Regions from separate parts of the Homo sapiens genome. Here region 1 is linked to region 2. The links are chromatin loops, found by intact Hi-C in ENCODE. Cell type or tissue: OCI-LY7. All regions are shown on one strand. Links, peaks and the distances in the headings refer to the core of each region. The heading gives the core; the rest is flanking DNA. Region 1 overlaps LOC105378415 (a long non-coding RNA gene). Region 2 has its middle 160 kb from the start of PTEN.

What was found. A loop is a pair of places that touch in the nucleus more often than their neighbours do. Peaks named below come from ENCODE experiments on the same cell type or tissue, not always from the same donor. Only the 100,000 strongest peaks of a DNase experiment are listed, where the experiment ranks them.
Region 1: it touches region 2 in a loop (7-fold over the local background); 2 of 110 quality-filtered maps call a loop at or near these places.

What each region holds. Positions count from the first base shown.
Region 1 is chr10:88,086,454-88,097,654 of GRCh38, reverse strand. It overlaps LOC105378415 (a long non-coding RNA gene), which reads left to right. Exons shown (of 6, transcript XR_007062225.1): 2 at 7,913-8,065. Among named protein-coding and RNA genes, the nearest start is that of PTEN, 230 kb to the right of the region's middle. RefSeq lists an enhancer at 5,811-5,860. In OCI-LY7, for the core only: CTCF peaks have their summits at 5,882 and 7,577; DNase peaks (open chromatin) are centred at 4,474 and 5,794; H3K27ac peaks cover 708 bases.
Region 2 is chr10:88,021,609-88,032,809 of GRCh38, reverse strand. No RefSeq gene overlaps it. Among named protein-coding and RNA genes, the nearest start is that of PTEN, 160 kb to the right of the region's middle. RefSeq lists a silencer at 5,154-5,203. In OCI-LY7, for the core only: no CTCF peak of the experiment used is centred there; DNase peaks (open chromatin) are centred at 4,039, 4,519 and 5,129; H3K4me3 peaks cover 1,156 bases; H3K27ac peaks cover 1,915 bases.

The DNA of each region.
Region 1 (11,201 bases), core at 1,527-9,526, 64 kb before region 2:
AGTGCTGTGTGTCATTTCCAGTCTGGGGCAGTGAAAAGCTTTTGTGAGACTCTCCAGTTTTATCTTCTCTTACCTTAGCATCCCAGAAGCCACTGCTGAGAAGCAGGGACCTTAAAAGGAGGTAGTCATCACTTGGAGAACTACACTGGAGAGCCACTGGGTTTACATCAGGCAATTCATGAACAAGAAAGATGTCTTTGTTGCATCAGGTCACCAGGATTTGGGGGTTACTTTGTTGCTGCAGCTTAATTTAGCTTTGCCAGACTAAAGCACAGACATTGTGACAGAGACTTCCGTTGGTAATCCATTCTTTCTTTATTCTTACCTACAGAATCTTGGGCAATGTTCCCAGCTGAAAAAATATATTACATTACATTACATCACATCATCCACATCACATCACATCACATCAGCCAGCGGTGGCCAATGGGATCTAAGCAGAAGTTATTAATAGGTCCTTCAGGAAGTTCTCCTTCCTATTGCCCAACTAGACCTCCAAAATAATGACTGGAGCTTCAGCAGCCTTCTTAGACCATGAGGTATCCTTGATAATAGAAGTCACAAACTAAGAGTGATAGATGGAAAGATACGACAAGTAAACAGGAAAGTAGAAAAAGAGTGCTATTTAACACCTAATGCAAGTTGGGGAAGAATAGTATTCTATTCCACTGCTTCCATCTTCTGAAAAACTGAAGAAAAAATTTGACCTCTCAGTAAGTCTAATATTTTTCAAAATGCATTTTTTACATTAGCGAATTCTGAAAGAAATAAAACCAAAATTACATTTCTCCAACATAATTCCAAGTATATTAACTGTAAAAACTATGAGAGGGAAAAGGCGTATTTAATGTTAAAATTAAAAATGAAGAGTAAAAGTGACTTGATATTTCATATTATTAAGACAAATTTTAAAGGTGAGGCATTCTTCTGGGAGAAGCTGCATGTTGAGAGAGTAGGAGAATTTAAACATTAGAGAATTTAAAAACAGGTTCAGTGAAGTATTTTTTATACTTCTTACCATTAGCAATTCCCTTAGGGACTCATCCAGCTTTAAAAAAGTTTTATTAAGAATGGTGTCTGCTATTATTTTAATAAGAACTGTTACCAAAATATAACTGACTCCAAAGAAAAGATATAATATTGAGAATCACCAAGACCTTCATTCTTTTCTGCTTTTTTTTGGGGGGGTGGCGGGGGAGGGGGGACTAAAATGTTGGCTCACTTTATGTCAGCTATTTGCTTCTCAAAATCTGTATTTTTATTAAAAAAAATAAAAGCACATTTTAAAAATTATGAAACCACTATCCCTATCAGGGTTGCTTCTGTAAATAGACACACTTTAAATCCATAAAGACCCGTACCTCTGCCAATGGGTACAAATTCCATCTCTCTAAGTCATGTGATTCTGTCCTTTATAAGCCTAGGAGATGTCCCTTCACCCCCTCACGGCCAAAGGGAAATTCGAAATGGCAAATATTTTCAACATCAGGCATTTCAGACCACCTGAACTAATGACAACTATAAACAAAGGGCAAGAGTCATGTACCCAGAAGAAAAGATTTCAAGATCTTCCTTGAAACATACCCTACAAGAGTGTTTATTTCCAGTGTGAAATTTCTCAGGAAGCCTTTCACCCACCAGTTTTCCTAGAAAACGTCATGCATGTGCCCTTGTACACAGTATCTTATCGGTTGCCCAGAGCCGGGCTTTGAGGATAGAAGGGGGTTATGACAAAGCAGCTGTTATTTTAAATCTTTTTTTTTTCTGAATATGACTTAACATCTTTTCGGCTAGAACCATGTCGTCTCTAAAATAAGCCTTATTTCAATACAAAGCTTTTCAGATGACGGATACCACAAGTTCCAGGGTTCATTTAAAAATCAGAAAGCCTTGGGTGTCCCTGATATTTTTGTAGCTGACCCTTGAATGCATAGAAGGGTTAAAAGATAACAGTAGGAAGAGAAAGGCCTGGGTTCCCGTGACTGCACCTGCTACCAGCCGTGTGAACTTAGGCAAGTGACTTAACTCTTAGCCTCCATTTCTTCACATCCAAAATGAAATGAATAATCTCTACTTTATGTGGTTACTGTGAGGGTTGAACAAGCTGATGCATGTAAAGTACTTAACACAGTGTCCAATGCATCGTAAACACTCCATAAATATGAGCTATTGCTAAAGCATTCCTCTTTCTGTTTAGCTAACAGAACTCTGGGAAGACTCACTGACAGGCAAATTCAGAAATTCTTGGAATTATTGCCAGACACAGATACTAACTAAGGCCTCTGTGGGTTTGGGCCATTCTGAGTAGCAGCACTTGGTCCAAGTGGGTAAGCCAGACACGTAGCCTACAGATCTGGCCTCTGAGGTCCATCCACAGGAATTTAAAACTACAATTGGCAGAATGACGCCTATTTTGTGTCTACATCTACCATGCTGCCCAGAGTGGCTAAATCCTTTACCATAAACTGCTCCAAACAGCAACCCCTTTTCTCCTACCAGACATGCAAAAAAATGAATCCATGTGTGCATAAGTAGCAGTTCCAAAAATAATAGTGACATTAGATACTATAAGACCATGGGACAGAAGAAATTGTCCTGGGAAAGAATGTTCAGGAAAGAATTTATTGAGGAAACATGATTTGATCTGGGTTTTGAAGGATGAATAGAAGTTAGACATATGGATAAGAGAGAAAGCATGCCTTGGGTAGAGAAGAACATGACAAAGCTGTAGAGGTAGTAATGAGCAAAGACAAGCCAGTGGGTAATGAGTAGAGCTGAGAAGCTGTGCAGAGAAATGTGGGGTGGGGTAGGAGGGCAGTTGTGATGGTATAAGGAGCTGGAGACTCCGAGTAAGACAGGGACTTGATAGGGTCAAATTCATCTTTGTGTGCACAGGACAGAGCCTAGCACAGAGGAGTGCTCAATAAATACCTGTGACTACATCAGTGAATGCATAAACAAAATAAAATTGAATTTTCAGATGATTTGCCTGGCTGGACGTATTGGAGGAAAGAGTTGAGGATGGCAGCCCAGGTAGGAGGTTACTACAATAGTCTAAGCCTGGGTGATAAAGAACAAAACCAGGAAGTTCATGATCAACGTGAGAAATGTGTTGAAAGAAGAATTTTAAGACGTTAAAGATTGGCTGCATAGTGGAAGGAAGGCAAATTCCAAGGTGCTTTGGGCTCAGGGCCTGTGTAATTGGCTAACTGAGACAGCAGTGAGGACAATATTATCAAGAGCAAGTGTGAGAGTGAGGAAAAGAAGGTATAACAAGTCCAGCTTTGAGCACTTGAGGTGATGGGAAAGCAGCCACGTGCAACTGTCCCGTCCTCATATGAAAAAAAGGGTCTAGGAGCAAACCAAGATAACTGGAGGGTCCTCTTGAAGGAGACATTGTGATTCCCCAGCCTCAAAAGCATTTGTCTTATACTTGTTTTTCTTAGACAGCATTCTAAAACTATGTTAAGCTCTACATATAGTATTTTTTGAAAAATTGAGATTCAGAAAACAACCTCCAAGACTCTAAGTCTGGTATCATGCTGCTATTATGTGTGGAAACTTTCCTGAGGGCTAGTGTAAGAGTCCCAAATGCAGCTGCATCAGAATCACTTGGGTGTGGAGCCCTGGGATCTGTATTTCTAGCCTGCTCTTCAAGTCATCTGATGCTCACAGGAGTTTAAGAATGGCTGGCATGGAGAAAGGGAAGCCTCTCGATATCCCATACACACTGCCTTTTGACTCACTCCTACAAGAGTTCACCTAGGGTAACTGGTTAAACATAAGAACTCTGGAGCAAGATTGCTAGGGTTCAAATCCTGGCTCTTACTCTAGCTGCTTGTGCTTGAGTATGCTATTTAATTTCCAAGTCATTTAATGGACTGTCTAATATTTCCTGATCTAAACCAGGAAAATAAAGATGGTACTCCCACATGCGTTCCTATGAGGATTTTTTGTGTTAACACATACGAAGAACAGTTTCCAAGTTGGGCACTATGGACATTTGCATGGTGTGAGTGTTTGTTGTGGAGAGCTGTCCTGAGCATTGCAGGATGTTTAGCGGCATCCCCGGCCTCTACCCACTAGAAATCTGCAGCACCCTCCCTCCCAATCATGAGAATCAAAAATGTCTCCAGATATTGCCCAATGTCCTCTGGGGGCAAAATCACCCCCTAGTTGAGAACCACTGGCACAGGACAGTGCCTGGCCTTTGGTAAGCACTGGCTGAGTGTTAGCTACAGTCTCTCCTGAGCATTTGTTAGAAGGAATGCTGAATACTTTATGTTCATTGGCTCATGAATTCTCCCAACAACCCAGTAAGGTAGGTATTCTTGTCTCCATCTCTATAAATAAAGAAACTGAGGTTCAGAGTGGCAAATACCTTGCCTAAAGTCACCCGGCTAGCAAATCGTGGGGAAGACCTCCAATCAAGGTCAGCCTGATCCTCAGTCCCCAGCTCGCACAGCACTGCTGGCACAGTGCCAGATAATCATGCTCTCCTCTCACCAAGCAGTTGTCAGGGCTGTTGCCCTTGTCACACTTTTCTCCATGGGCAAGAGAGAAATCACAGTCACAGCACCCCTGTAGCCTACCGTCATGGGAATGTACCATCCTCCTACCTTGAATCCTGAAAGTCTGCAATCTAAGGTTTCACTCTATATCGGGGATAAGCTTCAGTTCACAAAACTAACACATGCTCATCTCACTACCTGGGTTAGGGCCCTCCTATGTATGTCCATCTGGCATGGGTGGATCACCCTGAGTAGTCTTCTCTGTGCTCCTGCGAGCACCCTCTCCTGGGACTGCACCCCATGCCTCTGTTTCTACACCACAAACACAGGACAAGTCACAGAGAGGTGTGCAAGAAATGGACTATTTGTTGAAGGAGTAAATAAATGACCTCTCTGTCCCTCAGGTTTTCTGAGATGTAGGCAGAGGGTCAGCCTCACTCTTGTGTTCTGTGAGATGATGGAAAGTATTACAGGCTTCAGGGACTGATCCACCTGGCTTTTCTAAACCCAAGCAGCACATACGTGATGAAGATGGAGCACCTGAGTCCTCCAAGCAGGCATTTCAGCTGAGGTTATTGGAAGAATGCCTTGCCACGCTTGTGCTAAAAAATCAGGGAGCAACCTGAATCAATAGCAAATTCCTAAAGATGTCTTCCCCTTCTAGTGAACTACATTTCAATCTATTTCATCATTTATGAGTTAACAGCTCTGGCTTCGGTATCAGTACACTGACCCATCACTCATTAGCTATATGATTTTGGAGCCACATGTCTGCTCGCTGAGCTCCAATTCCCTCATCTGTAAAATGGGGATCAGAATAACTACATCACAGGGTGGTTCTGAAGTTTAAGTGCATCAAGATACATAAAATACTTAAAACAGTGCCTGGCATACAATGAGCACTGTTATTAATATTTGTTGTATTGTTTTTTATAATATGAAAAAAATCACTTAATTGTCACAGATGTTAAAACAGAAGTTTTGCAGAGGCACATTCCAGAAGAAGGGCTAGATAAAATGCACAGAATAAGAGTTCAATAGGCTGTAGTGGTTGTTATTCACTATCTGGACCACACTGCTATCATAAGAACATGCTAGGTATGTGCTTCACGAGATGCAAAGATAATCCACAAAGGGCAGTTGGACTGTGCAGACACAGGGAAGAAGGGAGAAGGAGGTGATTTCAGACCCAGATTTCACAAAGAGCTGAGACAGCCAGCTATAGAAAGGTGTGAGTTGCGACTCGTGACCCAATACTTCCTGCCACAATACTGAGAACTCGTTTTCAACATGTTCTGTGGGCCCAGCCACAAGGGTGTTCCCTTCCACCTCCAAGCATGACTCTGATGATGCTGCCTGGGGCTAAAACAGGTAGTTGGTGAATTCTTCCTTTCAGTTCCAGTCTCCTGAAAACTCAGGTACCAAAAGTCATGCACAGTGCATCCCCTCAGAAGCTGTGAAATAGAAACTTTCAAAAGATAAGCTCATGTTTAACCACACAACCTGTGTCATTTCATAATTCTAAGCTTTCATAACCTGCATTTCCTGGGTAGCTGGCATTATGAAAGTGCCATGTAATATGCTCAACAAAGTCATAAGGAGGAATATGCAAGGTTCTTAGGTGAATTGAATCACTCTTCAAAGACTACACAAAGCTTAATTTGGAAAGATTGCAGGAGTTGCCTTCACTTCCTTGAATTCTCACTTTAATCTCCACCTCCTACCACCTTGCCATCTATCTCTTCCCAGGCCTGATTTCACCCACCTGGCTTGGAGGTCCCTCTCCTATTTCCTAGAGCTGATTTCTCCATGAGGATACTTGGTCTCACTCATATCTTCACTGCCTGGAAAAGGAGCTTGAGTCTCCTGTTTTCTAAAAAGAAACAAGAAAAAAATACTACCCAGAAAACTTCCTCAACCCTACCGTCCCCTCAAGTGTCTCCTATTTCTCATCTTTTATTACCTCCCAGTGGGTTCACAAATGCTGACTATAAACTGGCTTCATCTAAGTCATCTGCAAAAACTCAGTTTCCTAGGCCTGTCAACTAAAGATTTGACTCATAAGGTCTGATGTGAGGTCTAGGAATTTGTAATTTTTAAAAACCCTCCAGGTGATTACAGTGTTCAAGCCAAGTTCAAAAAACCACTGGTCTATGTGTCCTCTATTTATTTCATTACCATTCACTCCAAACACCTGCTAAACTGATGCGCTCACTACTGAAATTGCTTTCTCAAGAGCCACCAAAGACTTCTAGTTGCGGTGTTCAGTGGCTTATTCTCAGTGCTCCTTCTCAGCTTCTCAGTGGCAATCCAGAAGGCAACAGTGCTCCACTTTGGCTCTCTCTCCTCCCTTTTCTGTTGGGAACCTTTTAACCCTACTACGACCACGCAAGCCAGTACGCCACATCTGCTGTGTCCACTTCCTCCTTCCACCCCCTGACGCGTGTGCACAAGCAAGATTCAGACAGTGGTTTTCTGCTGCTCCATCTTTGGAGATCTCATCCAGTCATATCATTTTACTGGGCCTTGAAACTGACTTCCAAATATGTCTCTCCAGTCACTGTGCATGACATTTGGTACCTGAGTTTTCAGGAGACTGGAACTACCAAATATGTCTTGATTTCCCTCCTGGACTAGACTCCCTTCATACATGCATTCTCATCCTTCAATTTAGCAACTCCCAAAGTCATTTCCCCCAAAACTAATGACTCTTCCAGAAATCCCCACTTCAGCTAATGACAATCATTTTGCCAATAATCTATCTTTACAAGTTTAAAATGTCTCCTGCCTTTCCTCTCTTTTCCTACTTTTTTGTGCTTTTTGATTCTTCCTTTGCAATATTTACCAGTATTACTTCTTGCACATCTCCTTTCCACCTCTAGAGCCTCTACCTGAACTGTCTTGTCTGCCTGACATTTTCTAACTCTCATCTCCACTTCTCTAAACCCTGGACTTCCTTTAAGTCCCACACCAAATTCTCCCTCTTTCATGAAGCTTTGATCTCATGTCCACTTTAGCACATAGTCATGTCTTCTTCTGCTGACCACCATGAATGTTTAACTTCTGTTCTATTCATGTAGCACTCACCACTTGCTGCCTGAAAATACTATTTCTCTATTTCTCTCACATTCTCTCCCTGCCACTGGATTATGAGTCTTTTCTTGAGGGCAAGGACTCTGTCTAATAACTTCTTAAGACCCCACATTGTAGCACTATTCTTATGTTTAATAAATATTGCTGGTCATAAAACAGAAGCCTTTTTTTGACAACTCAATACCCATAATAAGCCTAATTATTTGCACCAAAGGCAAAAGGCTAGATGACTAGCACTCAGTAGCTAGAACAGCTGATGCAGCACCCTGTTGGCACAATATGCATGAATGCTTCCCACTTTATTCCAGGCCAGTGTTTCCAGCCATCATGTCAGAGCTGAGTGGAGTGGCACTGGGTGCCAAGGCAAACACCCAGCCCAGCTGTGCTGGGAAGAACTGAGCTCCAATGTGTCTTGTGACCCAGCTCCTCCCACCCACCTGGCTGTGTCTCCTATCCTGCAGGTACCAATCCAACTAAGCTAAGGGACTAGGTCCCTGCCATTAATTGAAAACAGGTGAACAAACATGAGAAGAAGGCATGATTGTGTTCTAGTTGCCTCGGTGGGGGACAGGGGGTAGTATAGCAGGGGGAAGGGCAGATGCTGAATTTTGAGCATTGTTCCAACTGCTGGAAACCCTGGTCAACTAACACAACTTCCTCTAGCATTATAATATTGCGTCCCATATGAAGAGTCCCCAGTGTTGGAAAGCGCACTCCTGGAGTTGGTTTTCCAATAGGATGTGTTTGTGCTCCCTCCTACCTGCCTCATGACACATTCATACACAGAGGCAGAAGAGGCAGGCAGAGTTAGAAGCTTTTACTATGGTGACCATGTAGGATAGGTAAGCCACAATCTCAATTTCTAATTCTCTTGTAAATACCCAAATAGTCTTCCGGGGCGGCAGGCGGCGGTGCCAGGGGAGGCAGGCGGCAGCGCAGGAAAGGGGCTTTCTGGTGATTATCATTTAACTTTTTTCTGTATTTTGTAATTTTCCTGTAATTTCATACAGTTACAACAAATAACAATGAATGCAATATCTAATAACCAAGGGAAAAGCATAGATACATGCTCTTTTCATTCATTTGCATTACTTATCCTTGTCGAGCCAGATGCTTCCGTTTTGATTTGGCAAATTCACTTACCATTTAATGCCAGACCAGCCTGCCACCCTGGGCTTTTTACCTTTCTCAAGCCAAGCATGCCAGGGAGTGAGATTTGGGAAACCAGGGGCACAAAATGCCCAAAGAGTTTTCTGCAGCAGAAGCAGTTTAAAATGACTCAAGGCCCCTGTGATCCCTTCCAAGAACAAGAAAGACATTTCAAATAGGTTGGCTATGCGTGCTGGGATCATTCCCTCAACTCTAAAATGTCATCTTGTGGATGTTTTCTGGAAGTAGAGACTCTGCCTAGGGCATGTGGGTGCTTGTCTTTGATTTCCAATGTAGACAGTGATTAGGAGACAGGAGTGAAATGAGTCAGCTGCATTTCTAGAGGATTTTCTAAGTAATCTAAAAGAATGAAATGGGTCTTTATGTACTAGTTTGGAAAGGTCTTCAAGATATATTAAGCAAAAATTAATGTGAACAATATGATCCCATCAACATGAAAGAATGAAACTATAAATTTTCAAACACGTAAATGCACACATAAAAAAATCAAACATAATAGGGATTACCTATTTTTTAGAAAAGAAGCATGAGATAGCAAATGGGAGTTTTCATTTTGTATATGATTTTTATAAGAAGGTTTGGTTTACTTATATCATATACATTAAAACATTGTCTAAAGGAATATAAGAAATGTCTAACCGGCCAGGTGCAGTGACCCACACCTGTGATCCCAGCAATTTGGGAGGCCGAGGTGGGCGGATCACTTGAGTCCAGGAGTTCGAGGCCAGCCTGGCCAACAGGGCAAAAGCCTGTCTCTACTAAAAATACAAAAATTAGCCAGGCGTGGTGGTGCATGCCTGGAATCCCAGCTACTTGGGAGACTGAGGCAGGAGAATCACTTGAAACTGGGAGGCGGAAGTTGCAGTGAGCCGAGATTGCACCATTGCACTCCAGCCTGGGCAACAGAGTGAGACTCCGTCTCAAAAAAAGAAAAAAAAGTATCCAACCAAGGCTAATAAACCATCTAGGTAGTTTTCTATCTATGCCTGAAAATAGCTACAATAACTTTTGGGTAGGGAGAAAAAAATAACTTCAAATAATCCACTTACTTTATCCAATCCATCAGCAAATCCTGTTGGCTGTTCCTCAAAATATATGCAGAATTCAGCCACTCTTCAGTATCTCCCCTGCTCTTACCTTGTCTAAGCTCTGCCATCACTCACAAGCATGATGGCAATGGCTTCCTGACTGTCCCGCCTGCTTCCATCCTTGTGCTTGCACTGTCTGTTTTCCACACTGCTGGTCCTGAAAAATGCTACTTTCCACTAAGAAGCCTCCAGTGGCTTCTCATGTCATTCAGAGGAAAAGCCAAAGGTCTTAACAGTGACTGAGAGGCCCTGTAAGCCTCCATAATCTCTCCAACCCCATCTTCTGCTACAGATAGTCCCAGCCACACTGGTCTCTTTTCCGTTACAGAACACTCAAGGCACACTCCTGCCTCAAGACATTTGCACTTACTGTTTCCTCCACCTGGAATGCTCTCTCTTCAGATTGCCCCGTCATTGTTCTCCTTACTTTCTTCAGGTCTCTGTCCAAATGCCATCCTTTTCATGAGGCTTTCTCTGATTGCCCTAAATGTTCACTCTCATTTTTCTTTTATTTTTTACCAAAATCAAACACACTCTGTATTTTATGTTTTATTTGGTATATTGTCTGCCTTCCCCTACTAGAATAAAAGCTCCATTTGGAAAGGGTTTTTTTTTTTTCTGTTTGTTTGTTTGATGGCTGACTTGCTTGATTGTTTTTAATCAGTTTAGCTTATGGCTGTATCCTAGCACCTAGAGTCATTCCTAGACCATATTAGATGCTCAATAATGTTTTGTGGGATAAATGAAGTTTGAACAAGCCTTTTTATACACACCCTTAACTATTAAATCAAGCTTGTTTCCTTTTGTGGGGATATGGTAGTCACTTTCCTCCTCTGAGAATAGTATTAGAGATTAATAGATTAAAATGCCCAAGTATTCTGCAAGCTTGGCAGGAAGGTGTTGCCCAAATGCACGTAGCAGCTCCTTGTGCTGAGGGCCATTCCTTCATGCTGTCTGTCAGCTGTGTCTGTTGTGCCTTAGAACAGAACATGTGCCTAATGTGTATCAGCACAAGCTGCCCACACGTACCACCCTAGCAGGAGAAGGAGGTCATGTCCAGTTACAGACTGCTGAGCTATTGCACAAGCTACAGAAAGGGAGCCCAGCTCTAGTCAACAAAAGCAGATAAAGTACTTGACCTATAGAGAAGCAAGAGGGAAAAAGAAAAGGCCCAAACTTACAGAGCATAAGAGGGAAAGAGAAAAATTGACCTACATACACAACATTTGGAAAAGATGCATGTTGGAAAGAACAATTTGAGGGTGAGTCTATCCAAAGTCTCAGTAGGTATCGAACATCCTAACACTGCTGTCGAGCCTTGACTTCTGCCACAAAAGTA
Region 2 (11,201 bases), core at 1,110-9,109:
AGGAGGCCTAAGACATCTGGAGTGATGACACATTGTTGGAGTATGAGCTCAGCCACCTACAGTAGCTGCTTGGAGAACACAATGCTTTGAATGGATTGGCTTTGGGTGTTTCTTCAAAGTTAAATCCACCATGGAACTTCAGCTTAGATTTTAAAATAATATAACTTTAGAAGTAACTATTTGAGTCAGACTTTCCACTTGTAGGTACAGAACATCTCCTCCTATGGATAAATGGCAAATTATTGTTACGAGATCAGAAAAAGCCGTCAAGATCTAAGGAAGCTGGAGGTGAACGAAAGAAGCCTGTGGAAATCTTCCACTCAAATAGTATATACTGCTCTCAGAGAAGTTATTATAACTATCGATAAAGGGGGAAAGAACAGACAAAGATTTTGGCTTTATATTTTTTGTATCATCAGTCTTGCCTTTGTGAGGATATACAATGTTCTTGCATCAGCAGCAGTTGGATTTTTTTCCCCACTGGAAACATCAAGTACAGCCTGTGATATAGGGTATCCAGGTAAAAGATTTTCGTATTTGGAGAGGAAATACTGCATGAAGTCCAGGGAAATAGCATGTTTTTATAACGGTAGTCTTTCTAGTAATCCCAATTCTGGGAGACTAACTCAAGAAAATAAGCAGAAATGTAGGAAAAACTTCATGCACAAGGATATCAATCATAATGCTATTATTTATGTATAAATATTCTCACAACAGTGAGAATAAGCTAAATGCTCCATACTAGGCAAATGGTTTGAGTAAACTCTGCTGCGTCAACTCACTGATGTTTCTGAAGATTTTATAATAATAAGGAAAAATAGTCATAGTGTTGAATGAACAATACCGGATATACAGTTCTATGTCTGATGTAATGCTAATCGCACACACACACACGCACACGCCAAGTAAGCATTAAAAAATAACTAGAAGGAAAAACAACAGAATGTCACCAACCAGGGGATGTCTTAGTGAAGTTTTATGTATTTTTTTCCCTTTCTTCTACTAGTCTGTATGTTACTCATTTCTTTCAATGAAATAGAAATTATAAACCTTATATTATAAAAATAAAAAGAGGAGGAGGGGCTGGGCACAGTGGCTCATTCCTATAATCCCAGCACTTTGGGAGGCCGAGGCGGGTGGATCACCTGAGGTCGGGAGCTCGAGACCAGCCCGACCAACATGGAGAAACCCCGTCTCTACTAAAAATACAAAATTAGCTGGGCATGGTGGTGCATGCCTGTAATCCCAGCTACTCGGGAGCTGAGGCAGGAGAACTGCTTGAACCTGGGAGGCAGAGGTTGCCGTGAGCCAAGGTCACGCCATTGCACTCCAGCCTGGGCAACAAGAGTGAAACTCCATCTCAAAAAAAAAAAGAGAGAAGAGGCGGAAGAGAATGGCTATACCTTCACCCTGGTTACTGAGGTGATTAGGGAAAATAAATGGAAGGAGCCTTGATGGATCATTGAAATCAGCCACCAGGTTGCTGATATAGAAAACAAGCAATGTAAGAAACTGACCAAAAAGAACATGTTAAAATAAGAGTGAAAGAGTAGGCACTGTAAGAATTTGCATTAGGAAAGTATTTTGAAATGCTCCTCAGTGTGGTTTTATCATGTTTCTTTTCACTCAGACCTTTCTTCCATTCAGTGAGCTGTGCATTCAGAACCACTTGTTCAAAAAGAAAGGAAAACCTAAGACCCTATCTCAAAATGAGACCCTGTCTTAGAAAGGAAAACCACAATTCTGTTCTTGGCCTGGGTTTTAGAGCCCAAAGCTAGTGAGGAGTAGAAGAATTTGGGACATAAATTGAGAGAAAGTCTAGCTGACCCTCCATATTAGAAAACATTGCCCAGACTAGGATGAAAGGGAGACGTGGAAAGCAAGCTAAGAGAGCTGGACACCGGTGGATCCCCGACAGTGGGTCCTGCAGCCTGGCCCAACCCACTGACCTTGTGGGAATGGGAAGGGAAATGCCTCAAACCCCATGCAGGCTTGATGATATGTGTGCCCCTTTCTCCAGGTAAAGTCATGGAGGCTGCAAGATGTCATAGGAGAAAATGTGGCCATGTGAGATCTAAGCAGCCCAAAGCAATTAAGTTTCCCCATGCCAAAATGATGCAGAAGAGAGGCTGGATTCCTGTATGCCTAAGAGCACTCACGAGGAGTGAATTCTACCAGTACTCAGCTACCCAGCCACCCAGCAGGACATGGAGGGACAGAATACCTTTTATGCTCCCAAGGGCCCACTGATAAGCCTAGGGCCTTATCAGCCTTAGTAAGTTCCTGTGTCCAAGGAACTGCATCCAAGAGAGACACAGAAGTAGCAGAAAGAGCCAGCCAGCTTTGAAAGAGCTCTGAGATGAGAACGAAATGTCCCTAGCAATGATCTCTGTTGCCTGAGGACCAGGAACCAGGCCGAATGATGGTCATCTCAGGGGCTTCCATACGTAAGCCCCCAGGAAATGCAAGGTAATCATGGGAAGAGGTGGTGCTTAACTGACTGAAATTTAATTTCCAATACTCAAAGGAATGGGAGTGCAAATGAGAGGTTAGCTATTTCATTGATACTAAAATGCCATCGATTGTAAAATACATCATTAATTTGTGTGCCACCAAGAAAGAAAGATGCCCCCAATTAATCTATGAAACAATGCTTTCTCTTTGTTTCAAATTTTTATTTTATACTTGCTGGAGAAGCCCTTTAAGACTTGTTGGGACGTAGACTTTTATTACATGTCACTCTTGTACACATAAAAAAGAAAATAAATGTATTAAGAAATTCCTAAACATATCTCTTCATTCAGAGTCTAACTCTTCCACATCACTGTTTATATTTTTCTCCTCACTATTTTTCTCTGTTGGTGATGAAACATTTCTTACTAGTATCCTCACTCTTGACTCCAGGTTTTCTTCCAAGATGTTGTCACCCATTGTTAAAGGTTTAATGTGAGCCAGGCGCAGTGGCTCATGCCTGTAATCCCAGCACTTTGGGAGGCCGAGGCAGGCGGATCATGAGGTCAGGAGATCGAGACCACGGTGAAACCCCGTCTCTACTAAAAATACAAAAAATTAGCCAGGTGCGGTGGCGGGCGCCTGTAGTCCCAGCTACTCAGGAGGCTGAGGCAGGAGAATGGCGTGAACCCGGGAAGCGGAGCTTCCAGTGAGCTGAGATTGTGCCACTGCACTCCAGCCTGGGCGACAGAGGGAGACTCCGTCTCAAAGAAAAAAAAAAACAAAAAAAACAAAAAGGTTTAATGTGAGTGCGCTCTTGCTTGGCATGTACTAACATGCAATGCTTTTTAACATAACTCTGTATCGCAGTTTCGTATACTTATAGTAATTTAATTCTCTTACTCTGTATGACACTGTAGCTTTGAAGTGATTCTTATAATTTTTTTTTGCTTTACTATATTTACACTCCACTACTGTTTCTGAGCCTTTCTGTTCATTATAAGTTTTCATTTCATTGCTGAAACTCAGGATAATCTTTTTGAAAATATTGCAAACAGCAACTAAACTCTGCCTGGGTAATACCAACAGTGCATATTATTCAACTAAAGAGGTAACAATATCTAAATACCTATGACCATGTTCACACACATACAGACAATGGCAAATAAATCAGCACTGCCACCCAGCAAATAGCAATTCAAACATGCCATCAATTATTAGATCCACATTTCAGAGATGTTAGCATACAAAAAGGCATGTATTGGAATTAATAAAATATGGTAATTTGAGTTAAAGGAAAATGTAAAGTACATTTTTTACACACCTGAACTTATAGAACAAAGTTATACCCATTACACTGGTGTAAGGCCCTCCCCATACAGCAAAGAGAGACTATCACTTGCATTTTAAATGCATCCAGTTAAGAGTTTCATTAGCAGGCTGGCCACAGGATAAGGTCCAAAGTCCTTAGTCTAATATGATCTCATGATCTCTGGCTGGAATAGGTTAAGCAGGAACAGGATCCCTGAGCTGCTGACATGAAAAGGAAGGTTATATGGCTTCACACAGGAAGTGTCACAGCATGCATTTTTCTGTCTCATCAAAGAAGACATTTTCAGCCTGGCCCTTAATCAGGTAGTGAGTCTTCCTGACGAAGAGCAGACTATAAACTTGCTTTCACCATGTGGCTGCAGCACAGTCTTTAAAAATGTATTTTCATATATATATAAAAGTTTTTATATTAAAAAATGTACATATACAGGTAAAGAGAGGATAGACATGTGCCTAACAGCTTAGGCTTCTAGTCCAACCAATATGTATTTGAGTCCCAGATCTGCACTTATTTATTGTATGACAAGTTGTTTAATTTCTGTGTGGCAGAGACTGGCTAGATACTCACCAAAATTGTTTCCTCTTCTCCTAGGTGTATAAGAAGATTATATTTCCCAGCCCCCTTGCATTTCAACAAAGGCATGTAATTGATTCCTGGCCAATAAAATTTGAGCAGAAGGAATACACTACTTCTAGGCCTGGGTTCTAAACCCTTTTGTATGATCTCCACTTCCTCTCTCCTTTGTCTTGTCAGTGCCACCAGATTCAGAGGACCTAAGGGAGGATTCTGAGACCCATATGAAAGGAGCCTGAATCCGTGAATAACTATGTGGAGTAGACACCCTTGACCACTAAGGTACATGGACATGAGCAATAAAATAAGGCTTTGTGTGTTACAGTAGTTATCACACTCTATTTAATACATGCTGTATACCTCAGCTTCTTCACCTGTGGAAAATATTAAGTTAATTACTCAAAGGAGTAGCACAATGCCTTTTACATAGTAAGTACTAAATAGTAGAAGCTATGTTACTATTGCTGTAGATATCATCCTTGTTATTACTGAGGCAAAGAACTCAGGTATAGATGTTGAACAAGCAGGCAGTTTTTTGCGCATATATTAGAGGGAAGTAAAACTTTTCTAAATATCAACTGGTGCAGACTTATGTAAAGTGAAATTTGAGCAATCACATTTCAGACACCAAGAATCATCCGCAAATAGTAAGTAATAAAGACCCTGAAAGAAGGAAGTGACTGATTCCTGAGCAGGCAGCGTAGGTTAAGGACAAGTGTCGGTTAAGGACCAGCATCAGAGTCAGAAGGAGGTCAGCAGAAGCTGGGAGAAGAGGAATCCAGATCAGGCCAGAACAGAAACTGCTCCCCAGGGCCACACTGGGCAATGTTTCTCAACAGTGCTCCAGGGAAGAGGAAGTAGTTGTCATCATCAAAATTCTACCCCCTGAACATAGAATGGTTAAATTAAAATAGAATTAAATACATGTAGTTCTTATTGTTTCCATAAAATTATCAGAGACCATCCTGGTAACTGCTATAGAGACATCCCCCACCTGCCATTTGGATTTGATTCTCGTAAATAAAATGAATCCTTCTTGTCAAACATTGCTTTAACAAGCTTTATTTCTTTTGTGATTTTTTGTTGTTGTTGTTGTTTGTTTGTTTTTGTTTTTGTTTTTGTTTTGTTTTTGAGACAAAGTCTTGCTCTTGTCCCCAAGGCTGTAGTGCAATGGCACTATCTCGGCTCACTGCAACCTCCGTCTCCCAGGTTCAAGTGATTCTCCTGCCTCAGCCTGCCAAGTAGCTGGGATTACAGGCGCCCGCCACCACGCCCAGCTAATTTTTGTATTTTTAGTAGAGATGAGGTTTCACCATGTTGGCCAGGCTGGTCTCGAACTCCTGACCTCAGGTGATCTGCCTGCCTCAGCTTCCCAAAGTGCTGGGATTACAGGCGTGAGCCACCGTGCCCGGCCACAAGCTTTATTTCCTTTTTTTTTTTTTTTGAGACGGAGTCTGGCTCTGTCGCCCAGTCTGGAGTGCAGTGGCGCAATCTAGGCTCACTGCAAGCTCCACTTCCCAGGTTCACACCATTCTCCTGCCTCAGCCTCCCTAGTAGCTGGGACTACAGGTGCCCACCACCACGCCCAGCTAATTTTTTGTATTTTCAGTAGAGACAGGGTTTCGCCGTGTTAGCCAGGATGGTCTCGATCTCCTGACCTCATGATCCTCCCGCCTCAGCCTCCCAAAGTGCTGGGACTACAGGAGTGAGCCACCGCGCCCGGCCCACAAGCTTTATTTCTAATTGTGTGTGCAACACATTCTACTGGCATTTGAGACTTTGCCAAGTCAATCTTGTCAGTTGTTTATTCATTCACTCATTCATTCATTCAAACATTTATTGAGCACCTACTCTGTGCCAAGCACTGTGTTACCAGATATATAGCAGCAGCAAAACAAATACAGCTTCTGCCCTCATTGTTCTTAATAGGGGGCAGGGGAGACAGACCAGAAAAAGGTAAACAAATAACAAATAAAGGTATAATTACATATGTAGGAAAGTAATCTGAATGTGAAAAAAAATGAAATCATTAAGTTTCTGATAGAGAAGAACAAGAGGGACTGGATTTAGAGAGAGCACGTGGGGAACCCCGCCTGAGGAGATGATGTTTAAGCATAAATATGAAGAAACAGGAGTTGACCAGGGGTAAAGTACTCCAAACCATAAAGAAGGATCTTGGGCAAGGCAAGAAGCATTTCAACAATTGCAAAGAAGCTACTGTAATTGGAGCCCAAGAGTGAGCAAAGGTGAATGCGGTGCAAGATGGGATTGGAAAGGTAAGGAAGTACTAGACTGTGCAGGGTCACAAACAAAGCTGGGGTCTAAGCCAAAGACATAGTTGGGGTCCTTTCCAAGTGCAACAAAAACCACAGGAGGGTTTTAAGTGGATGCTGTCATATGATCTGGCTTACAATGTTTAAAGTTCATTCAAGATTGCCAAGTGGAGAACTGGCTAAAGGAGACAAGAGAAGAAGCAAGCAGACCCATTAGGAGGAGGCTGTTTCCATTCTCAAGCACACGCTGGTGGCAAGCTGGATGAGCAAGGGGCAGAGATAGTGACAGAAAGGACATAGTGAGAGATATTTTGGAGGTAAATACTTCAGAACTTGCAGATGTGAGAGTGAGGGCAACAGAAGGATGAATGTCAACCCTCAGATTTTCTGTTTAACCAGCTGGGCATATAAATGTGAATTTTACTGAGATGGGAAAAGATGGAGAATAAAGTGGATTAGGGAACAGAGAAATCAGAAATTCCATTTTGGACTTGTTACTTGGGAGCTATCAAGGAAGCCTGGTGTCCCAGCACTTCTTTCTGAGCTTTCTTCCCATTCTTCCCTAACAATAACTCTCTGATAATCAATTTGGACTTTTTCCTGTCCCCCAAAGGCCTCCAACAGTAGGAAAAATCTTTCTCTCTGCATGATTTTACTCCCTATTTTCTACCTACCAAAATCGTATTGATCTACTCCCACCCTGCATTTACCATCAAGTTATTTATATCATTCATTTGAAGCGCCACATGACAGTAATGAATGGGAGTTACGAGTAAAAACTTTGGATTCACTCACATCTGGGTTTTAACCCTGGCTCTGCTATTTGCTGGTTGTATGATAAATTGAGCAAACCATTTAACCTCTTTGAGCCTCAGTTTATTATCTGTAAAATGACATAGTCAACCCACCATGGCAGACACTGCTATTTATGTTCCCAATGTAAGTTCTCTCCTCATTTTTCCTTCTTATAGAGCCCCAGTTTTGTTCAGGGTAACAATGTGCCCAGCTAAAATGCTCAAGCAACTGGCTTCCTTAAAGCTGATGGTAGCCTACTGACATTGTTCTGGCTAATAGTATATAAGAGGAAGTATTCTTGAATTTCTGGGAAAACATTCCTTTTCTTATATAAGTGCCCCACGCCCGTTACACCATCCTTCATCCTGCTTTACACACAGATGTGATGCTTGAATGGGCAGCAACTATGACTGTGGAGCTAAGGGCTGTAGAGCAGAAATATGGAGGAGACTGTGTCCCAGGTGGTCCTAACCAGGGCAACAAACTCTAGGCTTTTTGTAGCATGATATAAATAACCTCCTTACTTGTTTAAGCCAGTATATATTTTTTTGGCTTTTCTGTTGCCAGTCAGCAAATACATTTTAACAAACCCATCTACTTCATGGGCTGATTTGGTAAGTATTAAATAAGCAATGTCTATACAACGCTCAGTAGCTGCTGAGAATTATTATGCTACTCTTACCTTGCTATTTAAATCATTTTGGTATATATGTGCCTTGTTCCCTCAATAGACTGTTACATGACCTCAAGACAGAGATTTCTGTAGCGTTTGGTAATCCCTTCCCACACATAATGGGTGCTCAACAAATCCATTGACAAGGTGGCCACCCTTTCCTTTTCTGGAGAATATCAGCCCAAATTTTCTTTATCGTCCTCTTTTCTCCATCTATTGCTTTAGTTTTCATCAGCAGTGCCAGCTTCAAAGAGATGTTTTTCTGTAATCTTTTTAAAAAAATAAACGTTTTTATGTATATTTAAGGTATATAACATGTTAAGGGATATACAGAGATAGTAAAAAGGTTATTATAGTGAAAACAAATTAACATAGTCGTCATTTCACATAGTTACCCATGGCAAGAGCAGCTAAAATCTACTCATTTACAGTGAATTCTATACACAGCACAATTTAATTACCTAAGATCTTCATGTTGTAGATGAGATTTCTAGACTCGTTCATCCTACATATCTACCACTTTCTATCCTCTGACCCACATGTCCCCATTTCGTCTTCACTCTCTACCCCTGCCTCAGTAATCACTGTTTTGTTCTCTGTCTCTAAATATTTTCAATGTATTTACTTTATTTATTTATTTTTTTTGAGACAGAGTCTCACTTTGTCACCCAGGCTGGAATGTAGTGACATGATCATGACTCACAGCAGCCTCGACCTCCTGGACTCAAGCTATCCTCCCACCTCAGCCTCCTCAGTAGTTGGGACTACAGGTGGGTGCCATCATGCCTGGCTATCTTTTAAATTTGTTTTGTAGAGATAGGATCTCACTATGTTACCCAGGCTGGTCTCAAGTGATTCTCCCACCTCAGCCACCCAAAGTGCTGGGATTACAGGCATGAGTCACAGGGCCCAACAGTGAATTTGTTTTTAGATTCCACATGTGACAGCATATTCTACATGTGAGGTCATATTCCACATATGAGATCATGCAGTATTTGTATTTCTGTGTCTGGCTTATTTCACTTAGTATAATATCCTCCACGCTCATCCATGTTGTGGCAAATGGCAAGATCTTGCTCTTTTTTAGGGCTGAATAATATTCCATTGTATATACACACCACAGTTTCTTTATCCATTTGTCCACTGATTGACACTTAGGTTGTTTCCATATCTTGGCTATTGTAAATAATTCTGCAGTGAACATGGGGGTGAAGATATCTTAAAAAGGTGGTGATTTCATTATCTCTGGGTTTATGCCCAAAAGAGGGACAGCTAGATCAAATGGTAGTTCTATTTTTTCCTACAGTCTTATTTTTTTGTAAGATTTACCCCAGTGGCCTCTCATGCAGGCCTGATCTTTCCAAAAAAACTAGAGAATGGTTTGGGAATAATCTCAGTAACTGTCATTTCTCACACACTAGTCTTTGATGGTGGTTCAGACATTGTGGAATGGTCTTTAGGATTTTCACCTCTTTAGTAGAGCTGCCTATGGCTTCTTTCTTTCTTCACCCACTCTCTTAAAGTAAAAAAAACATGAGTCAGAGTCATCACTAAAGAGAAAAGTCAAACAGTATTAATGCTCTAGAGACATCAAAAGTATTATGAAAAGGAAGTGTTTGAGTGGAAAATATCCACCTATGGAAATAAAACTGCCAGCATCTGAGCGTAAGTATGAAACCCAGTTAATGGATGTGAGAAATGGTGAGAAGCTCTTTACCATGGAGTCAAGTCTCTGGCAAATGATCTTGGATGAATCCAGTTTGCACTGGGATTTGAAACTTTCCATGCTCTTGTATTTCATCAGCTGCTTTGAGTTACTTTTAAAGAAACACATTTTTAATGAGAAATTTTTGACAGAGAATAAATGCAGATGTAATTCTTTGGAACAATTGTTTCCTTTGTTGATGGATTTTTTTTCCACAGTGCCCACTCACAATTAAATAAAACAGTAATTAAAACCCTAAATCCACTCAAAATTATTGTTTCATCAGTCACCTCCAGAGATCCTTCTAATGTCTTTGTGGAAAGAATGTCTTAACAGAGATGCAATGTGCTAAGACACAAAGCCTTAGATTTTTCAAACTTGGAGTAATAAATTCTAAATACGCAAGAACTTTTTAAGTGACTAGAAAATTATTACAATGAAATAAAAACCCAAGGCTATACGCCATAGGATAGCTTAATCCCCTTGGGAAAAAAAAAAGACTGTTTTTTTTTTTTTGAGATTTTTATACAAATTACAAAAACATTGAAAAATTTAGTGATATATATGTTACAGACATAGACCAATACACTTCTCTTCATGCAGACATGAAACTCAGCCTAATTTAGCCATGACATAGTGCATCTTTCTGGGTATCTCCCTAATGGAGACAGGGTGTATTTAAATCTGATGTTCACTCATCAATTGAGTCTTTGAAGCTTCTTAAACTGATTCAAGAATGAGTTCTCCTCCCCTATTTCTTCCTCCTCCTCACTTCCTTCTCCTTCTCTGGCATTCTCCACTTTCCTAAAAGTACCATTATCCTGCCAACAACACAAGCAGGCAACTTCCAAGGGTAACACAGACTGCTTCTTTTCAAGGCCTACTTGAGCCATTTCTCTGTAATTTAATTTCTTTTTCATCTGCTCTCTTCCTGTTCTCCTTTTATTAAAACTACATTATTATTGTTATTATTATTATTGATTGAAATGGGGTTTCCCTTGTCACCCAGGCTGGAGTGCAGTGGTGAGAACATAGCTCACTGCAGCCTCAACTTCCTGGACTGAAGCCATTCTCCCGCCTCAGCCTCCCATGTAGCTGGGACTTCAGGCACATGCCATCACTCTCAGCTAATTAAAAAAAATTATTTGTAGAGATGGGGGTCTCACAGCATTGACCAGGCTCGCCTCAGACTCCTGGACTCAAGGGAACCTCTCACCTTAGCCTTCTAAAGTGTTGGGATTACAGGCATGAGCCACCACACCCAGCCTATTTTCTTATCTTGCGCCAGATCTCCCAATGTCCACTCCTTCCTCACTCTAATCCTCACAACACAGTGTTTCCAAGTTAATATTCCTAAAGGCAGCTAATGAATCACTCCCTCCCTCACTCATGAAACTC